3 separate regions of the Homo sapiens genome follow, and regions 1 and 2 are each linked to region 3. The links are chromatin loops, found by intact Hi-C in ENCODE. Cell type or tissue: MCF 10A. All regions are shown on one strand. Region 1 overlaps KCNJ6 (potassium inwardly rectifying channel subfamily J member 6). Region 2 overlaps KCNJ6 (potassium inwardly rectifying channel subfamily J member 6). Region 3 holds the start of LOC107985513 (a long non-coding RNA gene).

What was found. Peaks named below come from ENCODE experiments on the same cell type or tissue, not always from the same donor. Only the 100,000 strongest peaks of a DNase experiment are listed, where the experiment ranks them.
Region 1: a loop joins it to region 3, with 8 times the contacts of the local background. A loop is called at or near these places in 57 of 110 quality-filtered maps.
Region 2: a loop joins it to region 3, with 7 times the contacts of the local background. A loop is called at or near these places in 59 of 110 quality-filtered maps.

What each region holds. Positions count from the first base shown.
Region 1 is chr21:37,707,526-37,715,525 of GRCh38, forward strand. KCNJ6 (potassium inwardly rectifying channel subfamily J member 6) reads right to left here. Exons shown (of 4, transcript NM_002240.5): 3 at 6,686-7,606. KCNJ6-AS1 (KCNJ6 antisense RNA 1) reads left to right here. Exons shown (of 8, transcript NR_183540.1): 3 at 2,789-2,918; 4 at 6,711-8,000. Among named protein-coding and RNA genes, the nearest start is that of KCNJ6-AS1, 190 kb to the left of the region's middle. RefSeq lists a silencer at 4,808-4,857. In MCF 10A, a CTCF peak has its summit at 4,816 (motif pointing right); a DNase peak (open chromatin) is centred at 4,826.
Region 2 is chr21:37,696,380-37,704,379 of GRCh38, forward strand. All of the region lies in intron 3 of KCNJ6 (potassium inwardly rectifying channel subfamily J member 6), which reads right to left. KCNJ6-AS1 (KCNJ6 antisense RNA 1) reads left to right here. Exons shown (of 8, transcript NR_183540.1): 2 at 2,176-2,315. Among named protein-coding and RNA genes, the nearest start is that of KCNJ6-AS1, 180 kb to the left of the region's middle. In MCF 10A, a CTCF peak has its summit at 4,434 (motif pointing right); a DNase peak (open chromatin) is centred at 4,482.
Region 3 is chr21:38,349,691-38,357,690 of GRCh38, forward strand. It overlaps LOC107985513 (a long non-coding RNA gene), which reads left to right and starts at 2,417. Exons shown (of 2, transcript XR_001755040.2): 1 at 2,417-3,179; 2 at 4,368-6,244. In MCF 10A, CTCF peaks have their summits at 3,111 (motif pointing left) and 6,533 (motif pointing left); DNase peaks (open chromatin) are centred at 2,431, 3,091 and 6,511.

The sequences.
Region 1 (8,000 bases), 640 kb before region 3:
GCCTGATGCTGTAAATGACACAAAGGGGCACAGATGAACTGAGCTATAGCCAGAGAAGTTAATTTGGAAAAAGAAGCTTACTAAGTAATTAATATAACAAACAAGGTTATAAGTGGGTGGGTGTGCCACTGTGGAGCAAGGGCATGATTGACTGAAGCAGCAGCACCTCAGGCTGCTTAGCTGTTTAGTATCTGTGCATGTGTGTGTGTGAATAATTTACATAGCTTTCCCCAGTGATCCTCTTCCGGTCATTAGAAATTGTTGAGTAAAACTGCTTTGCTGGCAACCTGCTGTCCGCACTTGTATTACTGAATGCCCTAGGAAATAATAAAACTCTATTTGTTTAAGGATATGCTAATTAGAGACTTCACACGATTTGACGTTCATCTCCTAATTTGGATGATGCTGTTCCTTTGGAAGATGAGTATTGACTTTAGAGTTTGGGTCTGAGCTAAATTTAGATGCTAGTCCAATTTTGTCCAATGGCTTTGAATTCCACATTGTATATACTGAGAGATCATCACTCACTTCTATTGAGCATCTAATTTAGTGGCTTCTTATGGCCCATTTGGAGAAGGAAGAACAATGGATTTTCTGGTATTGGTGAACAATGAACAATTTTTGCCTTTTTCAATCACAGTAATATATGGTGACCTTGACTCCTTGTCTTCTAAAGTATGGGAAATGTTTAGTGGAGTTATAATGCTAGGTTTCTTACAGTAGCCTGCCTTTTGGAAGGAGTGGTAGAAAAGTTAAGACTCTATGTGTGCACCATAGCATCCAAAATCCAATTGTTAAGACATCTGATGAACCAGAACACAGTGTCCCCAAGCTGTGGAGGATTATAGAGAGTTTACCATATTTGGGGAGCAGTTGTCACCAGTTTTTACCCAGCCAGCCAATGATACTACTGGGATATATTATAATGAGATAGACATATTGGAAGGAAGCCCTGAATAAATGAGCTACACTTAATGCTCAAAAAGAAAGGAGAGCTGGATTTCTTGATTTACGGGTGGCAGATTTTGACCTAGGAAAAACATATTCCATATGTCTTTAAATTGAAAAAAATCACTCCTTATAGAGATTCCTCCAGGAAGATGCCTCTATGAAGAGTTTTACCCAAGTTCTTAGCATTTCAGAGCTCACCAATTAACTCTTTTCCCAGGCTGGGTGGTTGGGGTTATAACTCTTAAGATAAAAAATGGTAAAATTGGAGATAATGGCTTGGCAATGGAGGGATCAGCAGTAAATTATCAAAAGGAGAAAAATAAGATTTGAAAAATGTAGCAGCTATGAAATATCATTACTAGAAACAGTTTAAGAGCATGGTGATGCTTACCCTCAGCAGTCTTATCTTTTCAAAGGCTGCAATCTCATATTCTCCCCTGCTAGGGTAGATTGGCATTTTTGATTACAGTAAAGAAAAATGTGCCTGGAAATCAGACCTGACAGAACATCATGTTCTTCCAGGGGTATTTTTGTAGACAATGCTTATTTAATTTTGATTTCAGAATTGTTTTGTGGTACATCTCATTCTGATACATGGTTGTTTAAAATTCATGTCAATGTCTACGTAATTTAAAAATGAATTGATAACATTTGGAAACAGAAGAACCTTAAAGGAAAGGAAGAACTAATGGTGAGAGAAAAGAATTGAGGGCACATTAATACCAGTCATCTGCACATGAAATATCAGTTGTTGACTGGGCGCGGTGGCTCACACCTGTAATCCCAGCACTTTGGGAGGCCAAGGTGGGTGGATCACCTGAGGTGGGGAGTTCCAGACCAGCCTGACCAACACGGAGAAACCCCATCTCTACTAAAATTACAAAATTAGCCGGGCGCGGTGGTGGTGCATGCCTGTAATCCCAGCTACTCAGGAGGCTGAGGCAGGAGAATCGTTTGAACCCAGGAGGCGGAGGTTGCAGTGAGCCAAGATCACGCCACTGCACTCCAGCCTGGGCAACGAGAGCAAAACCCTGTCTCAAAAAAAAGAAAAGAAAAGAAAAGAAATATCAGGTGTCTTTTCTGGGTGCATTTCTCTGCCGAATCATCATGAATCAGCAGCACTCATGGTGCAAAGGGCACTGAACACAGAGTGCCCGACAACACCATTGGTGGCTGTGGCTTTCAAGGTCCTGCCCTGCTAGTGGCTATTTGACCTTAGCCAAGTCACGGGTCTTGTTGAGGTTCCATTTCTTCATCTGTGAAATGGGCAAAGATTCCCTCCAACTCAAAAATTTTATGATCTGTGGTGTGATTTATGTGACTAAAATTCTCTGCCTGGGAATAACTATACTAGTGACAGAACTGAGCTTTTCTGTGGTGAAGGATGGGTGATGGGTTGCCTTCACCTATTTCCAGTGAACACTGGCTGTCCTCCTTGTTAACTCCCAGATGGCAACTTCCGATTAATTGGCCTTGCCTCCTTGTCTATAAAGTGTTCTCTGGTGTGTTTCATCCTCCACTCTCCCCAGTGTTCTATGCAGTATTTAAATCTTTCAGAAGTTATCTTCTTTAAGAAAAACTTATTGGAAAAAAAAACAGATGGAAGAAGAAGTCATAGATTAAGAGGCTTACAAGATATCTCAACCAATCACCATGTGTTAACCTTATTTGTATCCTGATTCAAACAAGCTGATTGTAAATATAAAAAACAGTGACATGTAAGAGACGATTGGAAGTTTGAACACTTGGTAGATGTTGGATCTTAATTTATTGGTCATTATTTTAGGTGTCATAATGGTATGATAGCTATGTTTTTAAAAGAATCCTTATCTTTTAGGGGCACATACCGAAATATTTGCAGATGAGGATGATGTGATTCTGGTGGGCAGCCAATGAGTGGGGATACAGAGGAAGCAAGTTTGACCCTGAATTGATAATCACTGGAGCAGAATGACGGGGACACAGAGGTTAGTGATACTACTGGGTCTGTTTTTGTGTAAGTCTGATAGGTTCCATCAAAAGAAGTGTAAAATAACCAAAAGGCTTAACGGGGACTCATCCTTGCCAGCACATTTGCCGAGGAGTGGGCAAGTGCTGCCTGTCGCAGTTGTATAATCGCTGGGGGTAAATGTGGAAGTTCGTCAATCAGCAAGGCCGTAGTGGGGGCTGACTGGCAGCAAGCCCAGCGCTGCGTGGCTGTCATCTTGCCTCGAGGCCCATTTGCCCTCTATAAATAACAGTCTATATGAATGCTTTACTATTTTAACACACATGGGCCACAGCTGCTGAGCACGTTTGTTTACGTAGCTATGAAACCTTCTGTAAACACCACTATCTCAAAATCGCCCATGTGTCAGGAACATAAACGGCCCCCTTTAAAAATATATCTGCAGATGAGACACAGCCAACTCCTAGATGTCTGAGTGGCTGGTGTCAGAATTTTCCAGGGTTTGATTCATTTTCAAAAATAGAACCACATGACTGGAAGGTTCTTGAAAGGTCGCCTGGCATGTCCCTCCTGACTTCAGGCGGGACCAGGCCAAAGCCATTCACAAAGGACTCGGGGCTGTTCTGCGTGGGCATGGGTCTGTCTTTTGTGCAGTCCCTTCAAGGCCATGAAAGGGGGGCTCGCTTCCAGCCTTCAAGGAGCCCACTTTCGTTTTCTAAAAATGGAACCTGACCCTGCAATGCGGCTGGCATTGGAAGGCAGTGCATCCACAGAGCACCACTCGCCTGCACCGGGCCTGAGCTCCCAGCAGACGGAAGGACCCAGGTGGCCTCCTGTGGGACAACTCCGGTCTCCGGAAAACACCACGCTGGGATCATCCTGTGCCCAGGATGCCTGCTTCCTAACAGGGAAGAGGGCACCGCGTGAAGGTGGCCATGTGGGCCTTCCCTCCTCCCTGGAAGAGGCCTGCTCGTGGAGACCACTGAGCACAGCAGGTTAAGGTCAACTGCGACATTGTTGAAAGAAGTGATGAGCGCAGGGGAAGCTGTTTTGTGTCAGCTTGCTATTATCACGGCTCCTGATTTCCAGTCCAGCACTACAATGAATAATTAGATCCCTGTGAATTTGTTTTCCTCGAGTGTGCATTTGGTCCACATTTTTTTTTCCTGTGGTTTTGAGAGATTGAAGCATTTTTCTCCCCTAAGGGCCTGTTTAATGCCCATAAATCCTAATTGAGCTTTTCATTCACAAAGAAACAGTATCCTGCTGAAGCGTAAGAGAGCAGCTGTGCTGGGGGTACTGAGTTGTATGATTCCCCTGAGGAAAAGACCAAGACACTTCCAGTTTCCAGACACCTCCAGAACTTTCTAGAACCCCCCCCCCAAGTCTAGAAATTAGAAGACTATTTTTTAAAAGAAAATGAGTAGCAGTTGCCTTTTCCCAGGGATGGGGTGAGCGTTTGGATTGATTTTGCTGGTAATTACTCAGATTTCTCTATGAAAGCTGTAGAAAGGCCATAGGGTGCTCAGAGGCAAGTATCACTGTTAATTACCAAGAAAACCATATTCCTCCCTTTGGAAAGGCTCACTCATTACCAGCTGTCATCAGAAAGCCAGGGCCTGCCCCAGGGAGAATTCTGACTCAGGGACATCACAAAGATAATTTGCTTATTCCAGATTCATTTATTTTACAGAGATTGGGCTCTGGTTTGAGGGAACACAAAGCTTAACTCCCACAATTTAAAGCTCAGACTAGCATCAGTAACCAGAGGGTACGTCTCCAGTGGTTTTTGCTTCTTGAGCTTGGAGACACTGCCCTCTCTCATGTCCTCTTGGGGGAATTTATGGTGAAAAGGGAAAAGAAAAACTGCATCCTGAGTGGTCAGTTCATAGTGTCAGAGGCTGTAGCTCTGTGGCCGCTAGGGGGATCCAGAGTCCCTGTGCTCAGCTGAGGTTGGGGAAGTTTCTGGTCTGTAGGAAAGTGACAGCTCCCTGTTTGAATTATTTCTCTTTCCTCCCTCCTCCCCAGCCTCCCCTCCTCCTCTCTCCCTCCTCCCTTTCTCTTCCCTCCCTCCTCCCCTTCTCCTCCTCTCCTTCCTCCCTTTCTCTTCCCTCCCTCCTCCTCCCTCCCTCCTCCCCTTCTCCTCCTCTTCTTCCTCCCTTTCTCTTCCCTCCCTCCTCCCCTCCTCCTCTCTCCCTCCTCTTCCCTCCCTCCTCCCCTTCTCCTCCTCTCCTTCCTCCCTTTCTCTTCCCTCCTTCCTCCCCTTCTCCTCCTCTCCTTCCTCCCTTTCTCTTCCCTCCTTCCTCCCCTTCTCCTCCTCTCCTTCCTCCCCTTCCTCCTCCCCTGCCTTCCCTTCTACTTCTCCCTTCTATCTCCCTTCCTCCTCCCCACCCAACTATTGCCACACAAATGCACCCCCAAATCAGGCTCAAGGTACAGATAGTCCTGTTAACACCTGGAGCACTTATGTCTTATTTTGCAACAGTGACTTTTGTTATTCTTTAAAGCTACTTTCCGATTAGGTTCCTGTGCCTTTTGTTCTATGGAAAGGAGACCGCTCCTACCATTGAGCTCCATGCAAAGCCCTTTACTCACGTTTTCACTGTTTGCTGCATTTAAAAACCCTATAGCAAAAGTTTCACACCACCACCGTAAAAGAAATTTGTGAGAGGTTGTGACCTTGCCTGTTGGGTACAGGGAGGTAGAAACATGGGACCCATGGCTTTTCCCTAAAAGGGATCACAGGATTAAGTTACTTGTCACAGGTTGATGAAGAACATGGGGCCAGCCTGCTGGTCATGCAATTTCAGACAATATAAACCACCTGAATCTCAAGCTGAAGACTTAAAAGCGTAAAAGGGCTGATGGTATCAGGAAAAAGGACCCCAAAGACACTATTACTACCTCAAAGAACAATAAAGACCTTAATGAATTAGGGTTCTGGTTTATACTTTCCCCGTGAGGCACTATGGTTATCTTGAGTCCTAGCTGATGGCTCTGTTTTGGGGGATGTTACATACAAACATGGGCAGAACCTGCTTTGCTGTTGGGATGTGTAACGTGCAAATTTCAGACATGAGCGAAGACGTCAGTAAAAACAGACCATTTTCTCTATTTCCTGAACAGATCATCTTCCCTAAAACATCCCAATGATTAGCCATTAACAGCAGGAGGGCCGGCGGGATTAAGATGAATGGATCTTCAACTTTTTTCTTTTCTGCTAGAGTTATTTACTGTGTCTGCAGCTTTATACTTACTGGGAGCTCAGCAGGTTGAATGTGGAGAGATACTAGGCACTCACTTCATACAAAAGAAAAACCAATGCTATAGGCCTTATAAATGACTCTCAAAGAATGGGTGAAATTGCATTTTTATTAAAGCAGTTTGTCAGGCTTCCTTTGAAAGGCTTAACTTCCTCCTTCTAACTTGGTAACAAATAACCTCAAGTATTTAAATTAGCAATGTTTTAAGGCCATTTAAAACATGCTTTAGAGACAGATCAGAGTTTAATTTAGGTAAATATTTGGAGACTTAAAATATATTACATGGTGATTTTTCATTGTTCATTAATTTATTTTCCAAAGGGCTTTAAAAAACTAAATGGTTAGGCTTCTTGGTGGATATACTTCAGGTGAGACATGTAGGCATACTATGTCATGAAGCAAGGGGATGTTGTCAATATTGAGTGAGGTTCAGTATTCTAGATCTTGTAATAGATAAGAACATCAGGTCCAGTTTAAAATGAGCATCTATCCCACAGCCATCCCAGGATAGAACACATCTTACCTGTGGCTTCCACCATTCCTTCTAGGATGACCACAATTTCCAGTTCCTCTTTGGGCAGCTGGGCTTTGGAGATCTCCCAGAAAGGACTCTGTTGGTTAATTTCATGGCTAATGATCAGCGGTGACACCAGAAACAGACGGTCATCCCCCGTGTAATACCCTACGTTGATATCCGTCTGGTTCAACGGGATGAACTCCCCCTCCGAGGTCTGTTTGGATTTGATCAACTTGGCTCTGATGGAAGCCTCCACAATGTGGGAATTCCTAAGGTCCCCTACCCGGAACATCAGGCACAGTTTCCCATCCCGCATGGAGATCACTGCATGGGTGGAAAAGACCAGGGTCTCTGCCCTCTTCTTGGGTTGAGAGATTTTTACAAACATGCATCCCACCATGAATGCATTGACAATGGACCCCAACACAGATTGGATTAAGAGAAGAATAATTCCCTCTGGGCATTTATCTGTGATGACCCGGTAGCCATAACCAATGGTGGTTTCTGTCTCTATTGAGAATAAAAAAGCAGAGACGAACCCGTTGAGGTTGGTAACACAAGGAGTCCAGGAGGGGTCCTCTATGTGGTCCATGTCTCCCCGTATGTATGCGATCAACCACCAGATCATTCCAAAAAAGAGCCAGGTCACTGTGTAAACCATGACAAAAATCAATAGGTTGAATCTCCACTTCAGGTCCACTAATGTGGTGAAGATATCGGTCAGGTAGCGATAGGTCTCCCTCACGTTGCCGTGATGAACATTGCACTTTCCGTCTTTCCTCACGTACCTCTGGATTTTCCTTTTGGTCCGATCTCGGCTGATGTGTCTTGGCAGGTCATCCCTGGCCTGCTTAGGCAACTTTGGCTGGTGAATGGCCACTGGGCTTTCGACGTCCTGATCCATGGAGTCGCCCTCCAGGACGTTAGCTGGTGGTTTGGAGAAAAGAAAAGAAACACTGAATGAAAGGCTGGCTCTTTGAGGACAATGGAACGGCACACTTTGTATGGGCTGGTGAAACCAAATACCATTTGTGTAGCTATAAACAAAGTAGACAAAGCCATTTTTATTCCACACCATCTGGATAGGCCTCTAGTTGACTTGGACTTCTGTGCTCTTCGATCTAGTTTGTGTAAGTACTTCACCATCCTGCCCACCAGGACGGAGCTTATTGCTGCAAAATTGTGTCCCTGCCAGCAGGTTCTACTGAGTCAGCTCTCACAGAGGGATGCCTCCCAACTCTGAGATGCTGTGGCATGGGAGAGGCAGTAAGCTCTGATGAAGGAGTCCTCTTTAGATTCAGACAGGCTTAGCTCTACTACT
Region 2 (8,000 bases), 650 kb before region 3:
CTGGGAGGGACACAGCACCACTTTGTATTCTTGCCCCACAGACATAACCTAAATCTAATCATGAAAAGAACATTAAAAACCTTAAGTTGAGGCACATGCTACAAAATAACTGCTCTATAGTCTTCAAAAAATTAATGTCATGAAAGATAAGGAAAGACAGAAGAATTCCACTAGATAATATGAGATTGAGAGACATGACAACAAAGTACGACCTGGGATTTCCTAGAATATAAGAAGAAATGGTTGGAAAAATTGGCAAAATCTGAATCAAGTCTGCAGATGCTACTATATCAGATTAGATATAGTAGCATTATGTCAATATGCATTTTCTGATTTTGAAAATCACACTGTGGTTTTGTAAGACTGTCTTCACTTTTACATAACTGCATCATGCCTACAGTTTACTTTCAAATGATTAAAAAAACTCACATGTATACATGCATTCACACATACATCTACATGTGTGTCTATATCTAGAGAGAATGATAGATGTGGTAAAATGTGGAAGATCATTCCTTCTGCCCCTAGCTCCTGAGGTAGCATGGCGAACAGGATCAATTTCATGATCTGAAATGAGTTAGCTGTGTTGAGCTTTTGTAGCCAGATTCACTCATCAAATTGTCCTCAATGAACTCTCCTGTGGTTTGGATCCACAGTCAGGCCAAGAGGTATCTTGACAGGCTCCCTAAATTGTCACCAACAGGTGCTGTGGTCTTCATGTGCTCAGCATGGTGCCAAGGGGAGGAGGGAGCGAGAAGACCATAAGACGATTGTTTGACCACCGTGTGGCTTAATTCTGCCTGGAGAAATGTCATTGACATGGGGGAAGTAGGAAACAGAACAGGGGCCAATGGGGTGCTCCCCTTGCTGGGGAGAGCTAAACTGGTTTGAGGAGGGAGCACAGGATTGGCTGAACCCTGTGAGGCCTCATGGAAGAGGCAGAGCTTGCTTGGACCTTACAGGGTGTGAAGAATTTCGATTGGCTGGGGGAAAGGAGCCATAGAAAGTGGGGTGGGAAAGACAGAGAACAAAGCAAGCCGGGAAGAACCTGAGTATTCCCAATGTGTGTTTTCCAGGGAAAATCCATTCTAGAAGAAAACGACTTTGAGTTGAGAAATTTCATATGTGCTACTGGTACTCAAGCGTTTGTTGCAATTATTCTGATCCAAGGTCCTGCCTATCAGCTGGATAGGAATTAAGCCAAACCACATCTTAGGGTCTTTGTGAGGGCTTCCCACCAACCACATTTGGTTGGTTTGGTGATGAGAAAGTTCAAACAATATTCCTTGGGGGCCATGTTGGCAATAGTTGATCTGTGTGATTGGATGCATTTTCAAAGAGTTTGTTAATGGTGCCTTTCTGCATAGACAGTGTTCCACAATCGCCTGAGAGAGGATAAGGTTGTGTGGTGTGGATGTGTGATTTATATTTGTTGATGGTACATTATTCTAAGTTACACTCAGTCTCCTAGGCAAATAGGGGTGGGAGAGAGAGGAGTTTGCACAAAGAGAGTCTCTTTTGGAGTGGGTGGAGTTTGGGACCTTTAACGTTCAAATGCATTTATGATAAGAATAAATGTCGGTGTGAGGAGTTGGGACACTTTAAGTAGTGGGAGTACTTTTCACCCAAAGAAAGACAGAGCAAGCCCAAAAGGAAATGGGGGCATTGGTGCAAACACTCGTTAAACAAAGACACTCATGCTCTTTTATCATTTTCTTTGAAAACAGAATGTTAATAATAGTACTGTTTACTGCGGGATCTCTGCTTTTGAACAGAAGTTCAATTTTATCTTCCTCCCAAAGGTCAGGAAACCTCATCTCCCCCTTATTTTCTCATCCAGGGAGAATGCAAATGCAAATACACATGCAAATGATCTCATCTCCTCATGGACTGTGGCCACTTCTGCCTGTCCAGGAGAAATGGATGCTGGCTGCCCTGCTTCTCCAGGCGGGGGCTGCCCTTGCTGCATCCTGGCAGTGATGATGCGGTGCCCACTCGAAGAGCGGTTCTGGCTGGGAGTGCGGGAGGGGGGCTCATGGTCTTCCTGCTGTTCCCCTCCTCATCGAAAATGTTTTCTTATGTATATGATTCCATTCCATATTGTATTGTAATTTGTTTTTATGTGAGGAAAGAATTAAAAATAGTTTTGACTTTTGTTGTTGTTGTTTGAGACAGGATCTCGCTCTGTTGCCCAGGCTAGAGTGCAGTGGCACCATCATAGCTCACTGCAGCCTTTCGACCTCCTGGACTCAGCTGATCCTCCTGCCCCAGCCTCTCTAGTAGCTGAGACCACAAACGAGCGCCACCATGCCCAGGTAATTTTTTTTTTTTTTTTGAGACAGAGTCTTGCTCTGTCACCCAGGATGGAGTGCAGTGGCACGATCTTGGCTTACTGTAATCTTTACCTTCAGGGTTCAAATGATTCTCATGCCTCAGCCTCCTGAGTAGCTGGGATTATATGTGTGTGCCACCACGCTTGGCTAATTTTTTTGTATTTTTAGTAGAGATGGGGTTTCACCATCTTGGCCAGGCTGGTCTTGAACTCCTGGGCTCAAGCCATCCTCCTGCCTTGGCCTCCCAAAGTACTGGGATTTCAGGTGTAAGCCACGGCACCTGGCTAATTTTGCCATTTTAAAATGGTTAAAAAAAAATCCAAAGTGAAGAATAATACTTTATGACATGTGAAAATGATATGTGTCCATAAACACAATTTATGGCAGAGTTGAGCTGTTGTGACGGAGACTATCCACAAACCCTGAAATATTTACAATCTGGCCTTTTACAGGAAATTCTTTGCTTAATCCTTGCTCTAAAATACCAGTTCCGTAAGGGCAGGACTTTGTCCTTTTTATCTTTGTACAATGCCAGGCACATGGAAGGTTCTGGAAGGTCTTTGCCTGCAGATTGAGTACACCTCAGCTTCGGCCCCCTTGCCTGTTGAGTTTTTACCTTTCAAAAGGCCTTTTGCATAGTTTTGGAGGCTCATCCTTCCCACTCCTCCTCTATTACTGCAGGGGGAAGGGATACTTAGGGATAGAGCATTTTTTATTGATATGGATACCTCATATTCATATTAATTAGAAACTTCTGGAAAGCGATCACCCTTCCCATGTTTTGCTCTTCTGAGAGCCAGCTTGTTCCTCTGGCAGAGGGGAGGAGATTTGCCAGGGAAATCGGATAACATCAAAGGGAGTCCCTGAGCATGTAATTAGGTAGCATGAAAGCCTTGGGGCATGGCTGCTCTTGGAGTCCAATCTCCTGGCCTTGGAGAGTCTCTGTTGGACTAGACCCACTTTAAAAAGGGGCACAGGGATATTCCTAGTTGGCAGAGTCTCTTGAGTCTCTTGTGTGATTTTGAGACTGAAATCTGGGGACAAGTTTGCTTTTTGGATGTCCGCTTTAAACTCTCTGTATTTATGTCAGATGGAGTTTATAAGATGTGTGGTGAATACTGGGTGGGAGGGGAACCTATAGAATAGACTCTTAGTAAAATGTGTCTTTAATTTTTACATTAAATGACATGACAGCCTTCATAGGGAAGCCAGATGTTGCCCACAACTGGTAGAGCCCAGATTACATAGCGTCCGGTGGAAAGGAAACTCTTGAGGGTCTGAGACATATTTAGAAAGGCCACACCTTATTTTTAGAAAAATCATTTATTTTTTTCATCCTTTTTATTGAGCACTGACCATGTGCCAGATTGTGTTACTTTCTGGGAACAGAAAAAAAAAAGGCATAATCTTTATCCTCAAAAGTGTAGTCTGTTGAGGACACCCACATGTGGTCAGTCACCCATGAAACATCATGGAGATTTGCAGAAACTCAGCAGAAGCAGAGGGAGGACTTTTGAGAAAGGTTCCATAGGGGTGGCATTTGCAGGGAGATTTGTGGGCAGGAGTTATTGGAAAGGTAATGGAAAAGGGTATCCTAGGCAGAGACGATGTCACAGCACATGTGCAGGCCAGGGTTGAAATAATCCATGGCATATTCAGGAACGTCTGCAGCCTATGGAGGTAGTGGGGCAAAGGACAGGACACCTGGAGAGGTGCCATGTCTGTGACAGGCAAAGGTGGTTGGTCTCTATTCTCTAGCTCCTCAGAAGCTATTGAGAATCTCTGAACCGGGGAGTTGAGGGGATGAGATTTTTATGTTACAAAGTTTATTCTGACAATGATGAGGAAGGGAATTGCAAAAACGAGAGACTACATTTAGGGAGATCAGTATGGAGCATGGTAATGGTCCAGCAGGAGGGCTTGGTGGCATGAACCAGGGCAGCGGCCAAGCCCCTGAGAGGAAAGGATGTTTGGGTACTAGAGACAGGTACAAGATGGAATGGACAAGCTTAGCCAGGGCCGCCTCATATGGTTGTGCAGGATGTACACTGCACAACTCACCACATCTTAGGGGTACAGCTATATAGACCTATTCCACAGACTTCCCAGCAGATGGCAGTAGAGTGTCTTGAGGAGGGATGCCTTTTGCTCATTTGCATAAGAGAGCCTATGGTCTGGCAGCAGCCCCATGGGAATAGCTGGGCTGTGGAGCACGTGGGAGGGAAGAGCACAAGATGACGGCCAGGTCATTTCCGACCTGGGCACCTGGGAGACAAAGTTCCTTTCATCAAGATATGAAATGCATGACAGGAAGCAAATCTGACTTTAGGACACATTATATTTTAGGGACTTGAGAGCCACCCCAATGGAGATGCCCAGGAGGACACAGCTGCCTGGGTCTGTAGCTTAGGAGAGAGGCATGGGGCTGTGCCTGTGGGAACTACCTCTATACTGACGGAGGTGGTGCCCAGAGGCAGGAAGAGATTGCCTGGGAAAATGTGCAGAAGGGAAGCATTGAGGGTGCAGGACAGAGCCCTGGGGAACCACCGAGGTTTTGAATTGCAGGTGGAGGAAGGGAACCTTGAAGGAGACAGGGAGGAGGCGGTTGGAACTGGTTGCCTGGAGTTATTCCCATTGCCAGAAGGTAGAGGCTTCAGGTTTGACCAAGACCAGGTTAACTTTTTGTGTGTGTGTGTGTGGCAATTTTAAGTGACTCAAGACTTCTTTTCTATGTGCTTAAGAGAGCAGTCTGGTTTGTGACCACATAGGAGATTTCACTCATTTATTCCTCCTTTCATTCTCTCTGTACCTATGTATCCAGGGCCCGCTGTGGTCCAGGAACTGCTCTGGGTACTGAGAGGATAGCAATGAGCAAGACAAGGCCTTGCTCTCACAGAGCTTACATTCTAATTGGTAATAATTAAATTAATGACATAATGTCAGCTGGCCATGAGTGCCACACAGCATTGTATGACGCACAGTGGTCAGGGAGCTAGTTTCTTTTGGGTGATCAGAGAAGACCTCCTGAGCAAGATCTCTGTGCTCAGGATTGGAAACCCATGTGGCTGCAACATGTCAGTTGGGAAGAGGTTGGAGGTGAGAGCAGACAAGCAGGCAGGAGCCAGGCCAGGGGGATCTTATAGGCCAAAGATTTTTCCAAGTGCAGTGAAAATCCACTGGAGGGTTTTAAGCAAGTGAGGTGATTTGCTCTGATTTATGTCTTACTAAGAGTGCTCTGGGCCGGGCACGGTGGCTCATGCCTGTGATCCCAGCACTTTGGGAGGCTGAGGTGGGTGGATCACTTGAGGTCAGGAGTTCGAGACCAGCCTGGCCAATGTGGTGAAACCCCGTCTCTACTAAAAATACAAAAATTAGCTGGGCGTGGTGGTGGGCGCCTGTAATCCCAGCTACTTGGGAGGCTGAGGCAGGAGAATCGCTTGAACCCAGGAGGCGGAGGTTGCAGTCAGCTGAGATCGTACCACTGCACTCTAGCCTGGATGACAGAGTGAGATTTTGTCTCACAAAAAAAAAAAAAAAAAAAAGCTCTGACTGTTCTGTGCCAAGTGAACTTTGGTAGCGTGGTCATTAGCAGATAGACCAGTTGAACGTCACGGCCTCCACATTATGACAACTTAATCTGGGATGGTGGCCATAGAGACAGACATATTTTGGAAGTAATACCCATAGGATTTCCATGGTAAGGGACTGAGATGAATCTCCGATGACGCTGTAGTTTTTGACTTGAGTCACAGTATGGCTCAGGATAACATTTATGGCCCTGGGGAAGATGAAGAGCCGAACAGCCTCTAGAGGACTTGGGAAATCTCTAGCTTCTGCTTTGGCCATACTGGTTGTACAAGCTTGTTAGGCCACGTATGCATTTAAATCTTTGAGTGCAGAGCTCAGGGGAGAGGTTAGTACTGAAGATAGAAATTTAGTGTCACATAGAAAAAGATGGTAATTAAAGACAAGGGCTGAAGTCGCTGAGAAGGAAAGTAGGGGACAGGACTCTGGTTGGAATAGGCTCTGAGGCATTTTGGGAAGAGGAGAATAGCTTGCAGAAGAGAATGGAAAGGCACTCTTATTGAGGTAGGAGGGAAAGCAGTAGGGGAGTCATGAGTGCCAAGGAAGAAAGTGCTGGAGAGGGAGGCTGCGGTCAAGTGCGCTAATGATGTGGAGAGGCCAGGGAACCCAGGAACAGTGGAGTGGTCTTTGGATCTGGCGGGATGGACGTTGTTGGTGAGTTTTGGTGGTGTGGTGGGAAGGGAAGCCCATTTGAGATGGGAAGTAAGAAAGTGGCGAAGGAGAGGACAGGTGATTCTTTCTAGAAGTCCTGAGAGAAAGAGAGCTGAGAAATGGGAAACTACTAGAAAGGGACATGGCACCAAAAGAAGTATAGTTTTGTTTTTCTTTGTTTGTTCTTTGAGGTGGTGGATATTAGGGAATGTTTTGATGTTGATGGAAATAGAACTATTAGGAAAAATTGGTGATGGAGGAAAGAAAGAGGATGGTTGTAGTCCAAAAGTCTTTGAGTAGGCTGAGGGAATGGGAGTTGGAGATGGCCCTTGATGGAACAGGGCTCCACAGCAACAGGGGGGAAGAAAGAGGGAGAGGCCCAGGTGTGTGGCAGAAATGGGAAAGAGGGAGAGGCCCAGGTATGTGGTGGAAATGGTCGTGAGAAGATGCCAGTGTTCGGTCTGATTGCTTCTATTTTCTCAACTAAGCATGAGACCAGGTTGCTATCTAAGGGGGAGATGGTGTTGAAAGACTGAAGAGAGGGAAGAAAGTAGAAATCAAGAGTTTGGTGGGTTGGAAGATAAAAAGACTAAACATTTATATTAAATTCATATTACATCTGTGGATTTCGTTTCATTATAAGAAGAGACCCTGGGGTGAGACATATGACAGGTACCCCCTGAAGGCAAGTGCACAAAACATCTAACACCCTCCGTGCCCCCTCTCCACTGGGCCACCACCTTCCTGGGTCATGGGTGCTCACTGTTCATGAGATGCTCCTTGTACCTGGTCAAGTATGTGTCAGACTGCACTCAAGGACAGAAACGCCACTGTGCCATTCTACCTTTCAATGTGGTAGTGGAGGACACCTTGCCTGGCTGGCACAGGGAACTCAAAGTACCCACACTGAGCCTCTTCAATGTCGGGGATGAGAAATCCAGCCACAGGTGAGGCTTTTGCTAATTCATCCACCAAACCCAGGATGTGACTCCATGCAGCTGTATTGGAACCCAGCCCCGCCTTGCCCTGCTGGGCCTGGTTTGTGGGTGGCCCCTCAAGCTGCCTTCCCTTTCATTTGTAGTCATGACCCATCTGTTGTTGGCTTAACAGATATGATCTCTCTCTTCCCCTAGCCTTGGGGGTATGGGGTAACACAGGGTCTGCAGGCCATGCTGAACATGCTGAGGTCCCTTTGGGGGAACAAAAAGAAATTCTGCTGGAGGGACCAGGAAAGTGCTTGAAAATCTCTCTTGACCCATCCGTGTCGGACCTCACGAATCCTTAACATCATCTAGGGGGATCACGAACCAGCAGCATATTTGTTCCCCTGAGGTTGTACACCTTTTCCAACTTTGTTTGAGGAAACATAAAGTACATATTACTGAGTATGTTAAGCAAACAAAGCCCTGCTTTTTATCACTACTTTAGCTT
Region 3 (8,000 bases):
AAAATCTAAACTACTTGACTTGACTTTGAAAATGGTTTTAGAATCACAGTTCATAGTATAAGAGCACAAACAGTTTCCATTATCTTTGAATAAATCCAATAAATAATATTCACAAATTCTAAGACACAGACAATTTTAGTTGTTTGACCAACAGAATCAGTTTTTCTCCGGTGTATCTTTGTGGTTAGCCTTTATGATGTCACGTTTCTGCTACCAACTATCTATTCAGGGAAAGATAAACAGAGGGCAAACAATATTTGTTTATACCTTTTGGGCTAAAGACACAAAAATTCTGCTTAATTGCCTTCATCAATCAGTAGAAGATCCTAAATTCCTGGGGATCATGGAGCTCAAATGGTTAGGGTGGGCCATGTGTACACAGTCATTCATTCAATAATTCATTCACTCTCTCAGCCAGTCAATAAGTGTTGCACATCTGCAAAGTGCCCGGCACTGGGCTAGGCTCTGGGCATTTCAAGATGAATAAGACCCCACTTCTGAATGACGCAAAGAGCTTTCCAGCTACACAGTGGCATTTGTAATGTCACAGGCAGTCCAAGGAGGGAGTGGTTACTTCACAGAAGTCACTAGAGAAAAAGAGTATTTATGCAGGGCCTACAAGGATGGGAAAGATTTTGGCAGGGAGAAGCAGAGGGCTAAGGAGCTCTAGAAAGATGAGTTTCCAAGTATAAGCAAACTGAGGAAGCTGGAAATGAGGAAAATGGGGTGGTCAGCATGGCTGAAGCTTGGGAAATGCGGAGCGGAGTGGTGGCAAGTAAGCCACTGACAAATTGCCGAGTTTCTTCAGAAGTAACGAGTGGGGCTTTTCTCTGTAGTAGCTGGGAACCAAAGAAAATGTGTGCGTGGAGGCAGAGGCAGTCAGGGATCTGATCGGAAAGTTCAGTGTGCTGTCAGGTGAGGAATGCATTACACAGGTGGGTTGGAAATACTGGGATAGGAGGCAAGAGATACAGACTTGAGCAAATGCCTGAGAGGGAAGCAGTAGGTTGCTGAGCAGGGCATTGCCGAGGGCAAGAGGAGAAGGAGGTGGCTGTGCAGAGGGGGCAGGCCACCCATCTGGACTCTGTCCTGGCCCCACTCTTGGCAGCTATGGGACCAGGTTTAAGTGGCCTCCAGTTCCTCTGGAGAGAGAGAAGGACTGGGTACAGCAGCCCCTCCCCCAAGCCTATTGAGACATCTGTAGGGAAGAGAGTTCAGCTCACTGGGAAGGAGAAGCCTTCAAGGCTGGAGAGCGCTGTGGTGATGTGGTTATCTAACTTTGCTGTGGGTCAGAATTGCCTGGGCAGCATAGCAAGCGGTCCCATCCCTGGAAACTCAGACTGGGCTGCCTTTGTAGCTGCACCACACTTTGGAAAACCCTAATCTCACATCTGGGGTGTTTTCTGATTCTCTGTTTGGAGGATTCTGAAGCTCAGAGGGGCTGGGTGGGTCCAGCCTGAAAGGGGCACATCCCATCACCTCTCTCTCCTCCACCATTCACAGGGACGCCCAACACGATGCCCTCCGTGTCTTCATCTCTCCCTCTCCACCTCCTCAGTCCCTTTCCCTGGACTTCATGGGAGCCTGTTGAGCTCAAAAGATCCCCAAGAGCCAAGATGCAAGCCTGCAGATTTCAGGACAGCTGGTCCTGGCGCTGCTGGCTGCTCGCAAGGGCCGGGCCTCCTCATTGCCGTCACCAGCCCCCGTTGGGCCTCATCAGAGCAAGACCAGGCTCGGCTGATGCTCGGCGCTGTATTCCTTGACGCCTCCATGAGGCTTGCTGCCCAGCATGTCCCAGGCTTGCTGGAAATGCTGAAGCTCAGGCTCACCTCAGACCCACGACTCAGAGTCTGTATCTTTTCCAGATCCTGGAGTGATCGCATGTGCACGTATAAATCGGAGAAGCTTTGGCTTCCATAGCCTCTGCTGGCTGTAACTAATCCTTCCTCACCCCATACTGAGGGAAAAGAAAGAAGGGAAGGGAGGGAAAGGAAGGGAAGAGAAAGGAGAAGGAAGGACAGGGGGAGAGAGAGAGAGAGAAAGGGAAGGAAGGAAGGCAGGAAAGGAAAGAAGGAAGGAAGGAAGGGAGGAAGGGAGGGAAGGAGAAAGAGAAAGGAAGGAAGAACAGGAGGTTAGGAGAGAGGAATGAAAGAAAGAGAATGGGAGAGGGACAGAGGGAGGGAGAGAGAATGATTCTGTGAGTCTCTTAACTCTGGTCCTCCTGTTACACATCTTTTCTTCTACTTTTCCTTTGTTTCACACTTAAGCTTTGAAGATGTAAAGTAGGACCAGAGGGTGAGAAATTCAAGAACCTTGAAATAAAAGACCTTTCTGTTTGCTTTTCATTTCCTAAAAAGGAAGTCCTCACTGACTGTTCCTGTAAGGGATATTAAGCTGTGTGGATTGTGAGTGATTCGTCACACAGCAATTTGGAGCAGGAAGCACACGAAACCCTAGAGCTAGCCTGCACGCAACTAATTGAAGCCCTCAATTAATCGGATTGGCTTCCACCTTCAGGAGAAAAGCAAATACTAAGAAAACAAATTAGCACCTGGAATTTAACAACTTCCCTTTTTTGGTGTGGGGGCGCATTATATTCAGAGTACATGATAACTGATGGCTCGTCTCATAGGCACAGACATCTTTACAATCCTCTAAGGCAGAGTGGTGTGGTGGAAACGGAGTTGGCAGAGGCATCAGATCTGCCCGGGTTTCCATCCCAGCTCCAGCATGCATGGGCCATGTCGCTTGGCAAGCAGTCTCACCACTCAGAGCCTTGATTTCAGGATTAAAAAAATAATAACCTATTCAACAGAATCATGGTCGAGAAGATTAGGGGTTTGTGCAACTCCTCACCTGGTGGATACTCAACCGGAATGAGTTCTCTTTCTCAGTTCCTGCCTACAGATCTATAGACACTTAGCTTTAAAAGCTTTGATTATGGCCAGTTGCCTGGTCAACCTAATACCAGCAGAGGAGTGTATTTTCCCTACTATGGTGGAACAGAGGTAAAGGTTTTCCAAGTTTGAAGCAATCATACAAACAAAATAGGAGCCCAAAGACTTCTGCGGAGCTTTGGAATGAGAGATGCCCATTCTGGTTTCAGAAACGCCAGCGCCATCTCTTGGAGGAGCATGAAATTGTTTCCTTGGGCTGAAGAAGCATCCATGGGGCCCCAGGTAGGTTCAGCTGGTCCTCTCCTTCTTTCAACTGTAGTTTCAGACTGGAACCCCAGGGCTTCTTCCAAGGGAAACATTCTTACTTATTTCCTTATAAAGGTCCTGCATACCTTTGTTTGTCTCTCTTCCAATCAAACCATTCTTTCTCTCTAATTTCATCGGGTCCAGTATTTCCAAATTTCAGTCCCAGTTTGTAAATCTACAACTCAAGCCAAACCTTCAAAGACTGAATTTTCTAAGTGGTTAGTTATCCTTCTAACACAGAGGGTCTTCCTTCTAACACCCCAGCAGAGGCCGGGTAGCCTAGCACTCAAGATCCTGGACTCTGAAGCTAGACCACTGTGTTTAGCATCCCCTCAGCCTTCCAACTGTGTGACCTTGGAAAGTTACTTGACCTCTCTGTGCCTCAGTTTCCCCACCCACAAAATGAGGCTGACAGCAGACACCACCTAGAATGGTTGTTGCAGCATTACAGGAGTTCACACCTGCAGCACTCGGTGCAGGCCTGTGACAGATCATGAGCAAGTGTTTGCCATCATCTTGGTTTTCAGTGGCTGTTCCCTTACACACCACTTACGACGCTGGGCTAGGATTTCACTTGACTTGTCCAGGTTACCCACCAGGCGGTGTTTCTGTAGCATGGGCAGTAAAGGCAGCATAAATCTAGGCCACACTCACAAATGCACATTGTTAGCACACAAACCCCGTGATTCAGATGCAGGTGGTCTGGGGGCCTGATTTTTAGAGCTGCTGCACTCAGTTTTGTGCTCCTAGGGGGCAGGGACTAGCTCCATCCATCTCAGACCCCAGCCTGCATGCAGCAAGCACCCGCCCCCTTGAAAGTGCTCAGCTCAAGTTGCTTTCCTTCTCCATCTTCTTTAATAAATGATCTTGGAGTGAACAAATGGGAGGCTGACAGTATTACACTAAAATAACAGGAGTTTCTGGTCACCTGAGAAGCACAATGGTCTCTCATCTTCTCCTTACTCCATTAGGAGTTCATATGCCTGCATTTTCCTCATTAAATCTGAGGTGCTTTTCTGAACTCTATCTGAGAAGGAGCTGAAGTAATCAATGAGTGTCTCACACACAAACACATGGAAACAGGTTCTTAGTGAGAGCGGTGGGGACTCTGACTCCAAATTTAATGATTTTTCACTAAAAAGGAATGACGCTTCCCTTCACTAGAAAGCAATGATGTCTTCGGTGGTTGCATCAATGACCAAACATGTATAATAAACTGCTTCTTTGAACTTGAGGACATCTGATTAAGAGATAGAAAGCAAAACAAGCCTTCACAGATGGTAATAGTGCTGGGACACATCACCTTTTGTGAATAACTGAAGAGCATATATTAATAACAGAAATCACATTGGTGTGCCCTTACTGAGGATCGACAAAGGAGAACACGTCTATGTTTTGTGGAAACACGACTGAAGCCTTCATCCAATGACGTTGGCCGGCCCCGCTCTCCTCGTGCCATCAAGCACTCTACGCTGACTCAGTAGAGCAGCACAGCCCTGTGTGTGGAGAGATTCCCATGCACCATGGGAAGAGGGACCAAGCCTGGGCCCTGGAGGGCGCAGCCGGTGCAGTCTGCAGGAGGCTCTGTGTTTCAATAACTGTGGTGTCCCCACACCCCAAGGGCCATCTGTAGATCTGCTGCTCCAAAGTCTCTCACAGTGGCTCTTCTTTGGAGGTCACTCTCCAGTTAAGTGGGGGACCAACTGCAAACTTCTCCCATCAATATGAACTGCAATATGATATTGCAGCAAACAAAACACACACACACACACACACTCTCCCAGAAGCATTTAACAGGAGAAGTGTGTACCTACACATTTAGTCCCAAGATCTCTTTCCAGGCCCTGTCCAGGTTCGTGGTGGAAGCCTGTCCTCTGCACACTGGCTTCCCCAAATCTTCCCATATTCCAGAGCAGGGGAATCCTTTCTCCATCTTTTGGCTCAGATCTACTGCGGAGTGTGGGAGAAATATTAAAAGTAATGATCCTTGATGGTTAAAGCTGCCTTATCAAGTTCCTGCCCCTGGGTTTAAATAAAGTCTCTTTTTCTGCCAGCTTTAGATAAGGATGGAGGGTGAGAGAAACAGACAGAGACAGAAAGAGAGAGAGAAGAAGGGAGAGAGGCAGAGAAGCAAGGACTCTATAGGGAAAGAAAGAGCTTGGACATTAATTCATTTTATGAATATTTGTTCTACTCTTCTTAAGAACAAGGTTTGTCCCAGGTGCCTTGGGGGCAAGAGAGAATTTAAGGGGTGGCAAGGGGCCACTGTCCCGCATCTTGGGGACGTTGTAGGCAGGCAGGTAGAGATGTGCTAAGGTTCCCGGGTCCTGGAGATGCCAGGCAAGTTGGAAAATGCAGAAGAGGAGGCTGGGGTGGACAGGGGTCATTTTGGCTGAAGCTGGTTATGAGAGGCTTAGAAGGTGAAAGTGTCTGCTGTGCTGGGCCCTGAAATGTAGGTCTTCTTGGCCACAGTGGGAAAGGGGAGCCCTAGAGGTCCTTGAACAGTCTGAGTGACAACACCTGGGCTGCCCAGCCCCAAAGGCCAAAACCAAGACACGTCTTTGTCCCAGAGGTTGGGCTTGGTGGCTGCAGCTGTGGATGCTGACCCTTTCATGGGCATGGGGACAGGTGAAAAGCAGGAGCGAGGCAGGCAGGAGTGGGTGCCAGCACCAGCCCACAGCCATGAGGCCTGTGCCAGGCCAGCCTGTGGGGACACTGGGTCCCCGAGAGAGACATGGAAGCTCCCGCCAGCAGGAGACTTGAAGGTGGTCAGTTCTGAAGTCCTCTCCTCCTTAGGCCTGGACCTGGGGACACAGGCTCCAGCCAGCAGCAGGAGCCCATGAAACTCATTTGTCCCAATCTTCTTCCCAAGTCTCAACAGCTTTCGGGGGGTTCTGTGACAGATGCCCCACTTCCAGCTCCACAGCCAGCCCTACGCTAACTCTGACAGATGAAAGGCCTCAGAATCCCCTTCTTCAATTGTACTGCACCCAACTTGTGGAAAGCAAAACAATATTAAAAATACTTTTTAAGAAACTCTAGAATATATTGTCATCAAAGTGATCACGGTTCTGCTTATTTTTGGTCATCGCAACCAATGTACTGAGCCCCCTTTGCCCAGACCCTAGCAGGTCCTGAGTCTCAGCGTCCACAAAACGAGGCTATGGCCCTTGGGGAGTTCCGTGCGGTGCCACAATTGGCCTCTGAGTTACTCTAGAGTGATAAACGCAGCCTTGGCAGTAAAATACCAGAGAGGTAATGAGTGCGGACTCCGTGCTCCCTCCGCAGGGGCAGGTGCGTGAGGCTCTAGCGCCACCTCGTGGGCCGTGGGATTCGTGCCCATCTCCTCCTGGGCGGGAGTTCCTCTGGAGCCAGGAACTCTTTGGGCTCAGGGTGTCTTTTTAGAAAAGCTTCTGACGTTGGTTCTTCTTTAGTGGACCTTCTCCGGTAAAACGGGGTTAACAACTCCAAACTTTTCCCCACCTAAAGGGATTGAAAGGCTGTTTCAAAGGAATTAGAGCTCTGAGACTGCAACCCACAAAACACACAATAGCATATACACAGAGATGCACATAGAAACATAGACACACAGGGACACACACCAGAGATACACACACACACACACACGGACAGGCAGACACAGGGCCACAAACACATACACAGAGATACACACAGAAACATATACACACAGGGACACACACCAGAGATACATACACAGACACACACGGACAGGCAGACACAGGGCCACAAACACATACACAGAGATGCACATAGAAACATTTACACACAGGGACTCACACCAGAGATACACACACACACGGACAGGCAGACACATGGTCACACACACACACACATACATACAGTGATATTCAACAAGGGAAGGGTGCACCCACAGGCTCAGTCTTGAGACCTCTCTCCAGGCTCCTGGGTGGGTTGGGGAAGCTGAGCCTCCCTGCCTGCTCATAGCACACAGCCTCCACAAATCTTGCTCTATTCCAGAGTGAGAAAGGAACGTTAAAACTGATGATCCCTGATGGCCAAGGCTGCCTTATCAAGATCCTGTTCCCGATTCAATAAGAAAAGATGCCTCTTGTGCCAGCAGCAGATAAGGCTGCAGCCCTGGGCGTTCCCAGGAGAGCGAACAATGGAAGCCCCCAGGATGCCTCTATATGAGGTAGGATGGTTACTTGCCCAGTCCCTGCCTGCCAGGCCCTTATCTGGGAGGCGCTGGTTCGGGTTGCACCCTCCTGTGTTCCTAGCGGGGGCTGCTGCACACCAGGCTTCTGAGGCCTTCCTGGTGGGGGTTGGTGGAATGGCGGCGGGGGGAGGGTTTTGACGGTGCATCCTGAAGTGCTCCCTGCACCTTTCCCAGAAAAAGAAAAGGATGCCATGAAAACACTTCACCCTAGACATGGTTTACCCTCGGGAAAGCTGATGTGAAAGAAGTTCCAGGGGGCCAGGGATAGAAAAGGATTTAGAAAGATGAAGGCAACAGACAAACGACACTTACAAAGTGCCCAAAGTCTGCAAGTCCTGATAGTCACAGGGAAGGACATCAGCTGGCGGGAAACCTCACCTTTTAGGCCTGCATGTCAGTCTTGCACTGCTGAGCTGTGTGACCCTAGGCAGGCTACTTAAACCCTCTGTGCCCTGGCATCTCCATCTACAGAATAAAGCTTCTAACAGCATAGGCCTCACACACCTGTGTGGAGACCCCATAAGTCGACAACATGTGTTTACCCGAGGAAATAAATATGGGTGCCCCTTTAGGCCTGTCCCACAGAGTTATACAGCTGA